2 separate regions of the Homo sapiens genome follow, and region 1 is linked to region 2. Evidence: read pairs that join two places in POLR2A ChIA-PET (ENCODE). Cell type or tissue: HepG2. All regions are shown on one strand. Links, peaks and the distances in the headings refer to the core of each region. The heading gives the core; the rest is flanking DNA. Region 1 overlaps NAV2 (neuron navigator 2). Region 2 overlaps NAV2 (neuron navigator 2).

Region 1 (2,907 bases), core at 175-2,674, 64 kb before region 2:
CTCATCAGAGGAGAAAGAATAGCTGAGCTGCTAGCCCACTGGAGGAGGAGAAATTCTCCAGCACTCCCATGCGCACTCTGTCCACTGCTGGTGACGACAGACTTAGCAGGCTGAGACCTGGATTAAAAAGAGATTTACTGGGGGACAGCCCCATGGAGAAATGAAGTGTGGTCCAGCTTTGACGTGGGCAGCCCAGACTGCCACAGATGTCTAATGGCAAATGCTGGCTTAGTAATTTATGGGGAAGAGAGAGAGAAAAAAAAATAAATGGGTGTCTTGTCTTCTCAGGAAACTAGGGTTGGGCCTCGATTTCTTGGGAATTTCCTAACTAGCTTTGAGGCTTGAATCCCTTCCTGCCTCCCTCCCACCCCTGCATCCTGTGGGAAGGAAAAAGAAGACGGGAACAAAAGTGGGTGCTTTGGGAGAAGGAAGTCTCAGGCCCTTGTTGAGAGGCCTCCAAATGGGCTGTTCCCTGCCTGCCACCCACCCTTACAGATGTCCTCCTCCTCCCATAGCTTTCCAAAGCACAGGGTCTTCTGGCCTTGGACACTGGAATCCTTTCCTTTGGCCTACCTTCTGGGTAGGCTCCAGGCAAAAGGCAGTAAAATCCCGTGTAAAAAGTGTTTATTGAGTTTGTTATATGTTAAAGACTATGCTAAAAGCACTGAGACCAAGGGAAATGAGTAAGACCAGGTTGCCAAGATCCTAACGCTGTGAAGGAAAGATCATGCAACAGGGCACTGTGTAGGTCAGCATAAGAGTGGTGAGTGAAGGAGGCCAGTGAGGAAGTGATGGCTTGTGTTGGGACACAAACACCCTTACCATAAGGTGAGGGTCGGTGGGAAAAGTGTGGGCTGTGGAGTTTGACCTGCAGTCCAGGCTGGTTCCACTACTCTTAGCTGTGTGTCCTTTAGTAACCTATTTAATTTCACTGTGCCCATCTCATAGGTTTGATGTGAGGTTTCAGTGAGATCATGGTGTGTACTCTCAGCCCAGTGCCTGGCATGCATGCTTTAAGCACTCAGCAGGGTTCGCTACCATATTGTCCACCACTGTCACTACCAGCAGCAGCGGTGGCACCTTGAGGACATGTGAGCTGGGCCTCACAGGATAAACAAGGGCCCAGGCAGACCAATAGCCTAAGGACATACAGGCATTGTCATGTTATTATGAGGTTGGTGCTTGGGTGGGTTGCAGATTCAAGATGGAGGTTGGGAGGCAGTGGGCTCAGGTTAGAAGCTATTCCAGAGTCCACGCAGCAGAGCCACAGGGCTGGGTAAGGCCAGGGCCAGGGGAACAGATGCACAATGAGTTTAAAGACACTTTTTACATTAAACTCAGCCTGATGTGGGGGCCAGTTACACAGGGGACACAAAGGAGACAGAGAAGATAAGGATGGCTCCCCAGCTCCAGCCTGTGTTGTAACTGCTGGGAAATAGCTGATGTCTGTCCTCAGCATCCTTTGTCATTTCCTAGCTTTCCCTCTTGCATGTTAGCACCCACCCTGTGCTCCCAGATTGTCTCAGGCCTCTCAGGCCACCCCCAGACCAAGGTGGGTTGAATGTTTAAGGAGAGTGTAGAATATGATTCCAGGAGCCTTAGGAAAACCCAGTCCCACAGCCTGCCAACTCTTGTCCCCGGAGGAACTCAGGGCGCAGAGGGGAAGAACACCCTGCGTGTCCATAGTTCATTGCAACCCAAGGCAGATGGTGGTGAATGTTAACATGAAGAGGCAAAATGTGGGGGCTCCAAAGTGGATCTGAAACTAGAGCAGGTCCTGTGGGGACCTTGTAAGTTCTCACTTTCACATTCTGGGAAGCCCACTGTGCTCATCTGCAAATGAGAATAATAATGCCTGGAGTTATGGTGACAATTGAATGAGGTGACACAGGCAAAGTGCTAGCCCAGTTCCTGGGGCATTGCAGACCTCACCAAACTGTCCTCATAATGAGGGTGTTTCCTAGATTCAATCTGATATAACCAAATTCAGCGCATCGTGCAGGATAAAAGTACTTAACATATTTCATGCTCTTCCCCGCATGACTCCTCCCCAAGCCCCAAAGGGTAAGAAGCTAGTGAGCCCTCTCCTTAGACATAAGACCATAACTGATGTTCATGTGGGAAGCATGAACACGATACCCTCCAGCCGACAGCTACCGTGCTGGGCGAGAGAAGCCCGCTGTGACTAATCATGCTTAGCAAGGTGCTCCTTCTTCCCCCCCCACCATCTGGACTGTCTGCTGTCTTGTTGGAACGGACCTCCTGCCCTTCCGGGGCTCTTCACTGGCAAGCAGCATCAACAAAACACAGCCAGCATTTGGGTGTTACTGAGACTGGCCCAGATGTTTAAGGGAAATTCCACCTTAAGTCCATTAATCAACATGACCGAGACTCTGCATGTTAGTTGAATCAAGTTGGCAAGTATTTAGTAAGTTCTAGTCAGTTCCAGGCCCCTGACTGTGCCCTGGGGCTTGATGGACAAGAGGAGGAGTCGGTTATTTGTTCTCAAAGCTGGACCGTTTGATACTGTACTTTTTGTGCCAACTTTTGATCATTCAAGGTTCTTACCAGGGGCCCATGAGCTCACACTTAGTGAAGTGTGCTTACATGTACAGGAAAAACATATTCCATCCTACTCTGGAGCTCCGGGTGGCTTATGGGGGCTGATATGTGTGGCATCCCTTCTGTGTGCTAGGCATCTTATCTAACTCCCACACTCTGGCTTTATACTGTTTTTATTAATAAAGAAAATGAAGACCCTAGAGGGTAATTGTTACTTAATTGTCTTAAGCCCATGGAAGAGTTGAAAAAGATGGCCTACCATTTTATTGTCACTTTCCCTTTGTATCCTGGGATTCCAGTGTGACTTTGGTGCTCTTGTTGCTTTGCTATAGTTGATGCTGTCCT
Region 2 (2,907 bases), core at 198-2,697:
ACTTGCCACATTGCAGATGCTTTATAAATATGGTAGTTGATGAATGAATAAATGAATACATCAACATTTCCTAGCTTACCTTGATGACAAATCAGAATGTTTACCTATTATGTTTGCCTAGAGCGAGGAAACAATGGAAACTTTTTAGAGCGTGTGTGTGCATCTGTGCCCATGTGCCTGTGTGTCTCCATACACACAATCACCATCCCATTCCCAAGTTAACTCGGATGTTGGACAGATTCTCAAAGAAGTAATATCGTAAAGATACAGTCAGTTCCAGGGACAGCATAGAAGGTAAGGGGTGGTTTGAAGCATCCTTGTCAGCCAGAACTTGGGTCTGTCCCAACTTTTTTGTCTTAATATATCTGGACACTACTCCTTCCCTCAAACTCACCCACTGCCCACCCCCACCTCTGCTTCCCACTCCCCACGGCAGATGCCTCAGCAGTATTTCAAGTGGACGAGGGCCCTGAAGGATGAGATGTGAATGATTAACTTTGGTTGGGACTCCTTCGAGATTACAATCTTTTTTTCATTCACCTGGGAATCACCACCAGACCCTCCTCTCCTCTTTGAGCAGATCTTTTATTCCCTCCCTTTTCAGTGGGAGAGGAATGGCTCTTCATTCCCCTTTGAAAGCTTCTGTTTGCTGAGCAAATGCTGACCACACAGAGACCTCGCTTGGAGCCAGTTACTGCTTCCTTCCCTAACCATCCCCCAGGGCCACAACCCCCGCTCCCTGCTTCCACTGGAGAGGCCACCCTGGCCAGGGGGAGAGCCTTTCTTGGGGAAAGTCTTTGAAAGCTACCAGGAACCAACTGGTAGGATTTTTGGAGAGGGAGTCAGGGTTTTGGAGAACATCTTAATCCTTCGTTTTCAAATAAAGCTTGTGGCTATAACATAAGTTTGCTTTTGAGTTCTCAGTAGTAATACAGTTGTTCATTGTTCATAGCATCTGTTTACATAGTTCTTTCTGAGTGCCTTGATTACAGGTTTTAATAGGGATTAGTCCATGCAACCCCTTCCCATCCCAGAGCTGGGACTCTCTCCCACCCACCTCCCCTTCCAGCCTCTGTACCATAATGTTTAATGTAGCCATGCCTAGACTGAGATTCTTTTTCTTTTGAAATAAGTAGCCTGCGGAATTAATGCATATTTTTGTTGGCACTGCATCAAAATTGACATCACCGGAAATAATGTATGTGTGTCGTTGTTAACTGTACAAACAGGTATCATTTCCTTTTTAGGTTCAGAAATTCTCTCTGTAGGCTAATCTTTTCAATCGAATGCTTTGCCTTCAGACGTCAATGGAATGAGCTAAGAAATGTTATAGTCAATGATTTTTGCATCATTAAAAGTAGCACTTAGGGCTGGAAAGACTTTCTGCAATGTTTCTGTGCAGTCTGTGAGGATTTAAAGTAGTTTTTCATTCTTAGATTTTCTTCAATTTGACCCGCTGTTGCAAACTCCCCTGGGACCACATGGAGGGCCCTTCCATTCAGTGCTTTACGGTAATGGTTTCAGAGTTTGGTGTTAGCTTTTGCTTTGCTGAAACTTTTCACAGCTGACTTGATACCAGCACTGAGGCCTGACCTCTCGATCCTTCAGCACTTCAGAGGTTAATTTTGTTGGGGGATCGGATTTCTTTCCTGGCCTGGGGAATGGTGATCCCTGCTAGCTAGTCCTTTAGTTACAGAGTTGCTGGGTGCCTGGGATTCCCTGGCCCAGTGTGGGCTGGCTCAGCTGGCTAAAGGACTTGCCATCCTGTGAGATTCATTCAGCTTCTTTGTCCGCTGTTCTCCAAGGGCCGCAATGTAGTGAAATGCTCTGGCCTAGGAACCTTACAAGGTAGGACGATTTTCTAAAATTTCTGGGGCCAGGGGGTGGGTGTGGTGCATGTACTGCCTTGTCTTCCTTGGCCGGTATTGAAAAGCCTGGTGGAGCAGCCTGTGGTGCAGCTGCCTAAATCACTGTGAGCTATGTGGTGGTGTGTGAGTGGGGGTGGGAGGGGGCGGGGGGCAAGGTTGCTGGTCAGGAAATTCACCTCTTCTCCTCTTCCGCCCCCATTGATTCTAACCTTGATGGTTTCAGAGGAAACTGGGGCATTACCCGAATGTCCTGGGTCCACCTAGACATTTGGGTAATGTCAATATTTTCCAAACCGTCTTATCAAATTAGGCTACTGAGCCCGAAAATCTGGGTATTGATCACCTAGCTGTCTTAAGTCGTTATTCCGGACTTTTCAGCTGGTGGGGGCAGTACAGAGGGGTGAGCCGGAAAAAGGCAGTGTGGCCCCAGGCAAGGGCTGCTTGTGGTTCAGAGGGCCCTGATTAAAAAGACTTGCAGTTGGAGGTTTTGTTTGGAATTTAAGGATCCTGGTGAACTTGTGGTTGTGTTTATACAGCAAATTGCTGGGTGTGTGTGTGTGTGTGTGTGTGTGTGTGTGTGTGTAAACTAGGCTCCAGGAGAGATGGCATGGGAGGTTTAAGCATAAGGACTTTTCTTGCTACCTTATGACCTATAGAGCTGCCCAGGGAAGCACATTTCTGTTTTTAAGCCAGACAAGGGGAGAAGAAAACAATGTTCATGACCACCTACCACATGCCAAGCATCTAGCAGACATTGTGTCATTCAATTTCATTGCAAAGCCAGGGAGATTACATTCAATTTTGAAAATCACCAGTGGGAACCAAGAGAGGTTAAATAACTTGATTAAGGTTACACAGCTGATAAGAGGCAAAGCTGGGATTGGAACCCAGGTTCACTCTACCACCATGCCTTCCTGGGTGGGCTTGGCATCTGAGCTCGGAATGGTTTTACCTGTTAATTTTAAATGTGACTTCAGCTGGATGAAGGGCGTACTTTGTTGTGGAGGACTCACCGAAATACACAGGATGCTAGCAGCAC

Evidence for each region. Peaks named below come from ENCODE experiments on the same cell type or tissue, not always from the same donor. Only the 100,000 strongest peaks of a DNase experiment are listed, where the experiment ranks them.
Region 1: POLR2A ChIA-PET joins it to region 2 with 13 read pairs; 3 of 35 experiments call an interaction of 5 or more read pairs at or near these places.

The regions. Positions count from the first base shown.
Region 1 is chr11:19,957,653-19,960,559 of GRCh38, forward strand. All of the region lies in intron 10 of NAV2 (neuron navigator 2), which reads left to right. Among named protein-coding and RNA genes, the nearest start is that of NAV2-AS3, 22 kb to the right of the region's middle. RefSeq lists a silencer at 551-845. In HepG2, for the core only: no CTCF peak of the experiment used is centred there; no DNase peak of the experiment used is centred there.
Region 2 is chr11:20,021,285-20,024,191 of GRCh38, forward strand. The region is part of intron 11 of NAV2 (neuron navigator 2); the gene reads left to right. LOC124902644 (a long non-coding RNA gene) reads right to left here. Exons shown (of 2, transcript XR_007062616.1): 2 at 1-2,907. Among named protein-coding and RNA genes, the nearest start is that of NAV2-AS2, 27 kb to the right of the region's middle. In HepG2, for the core only: no CTCF peak of the experiment used is centred there; DNase peaks (open chromatin) are centred at 657 and 1,607; H3K4me3 peaks cover 2,500 bases.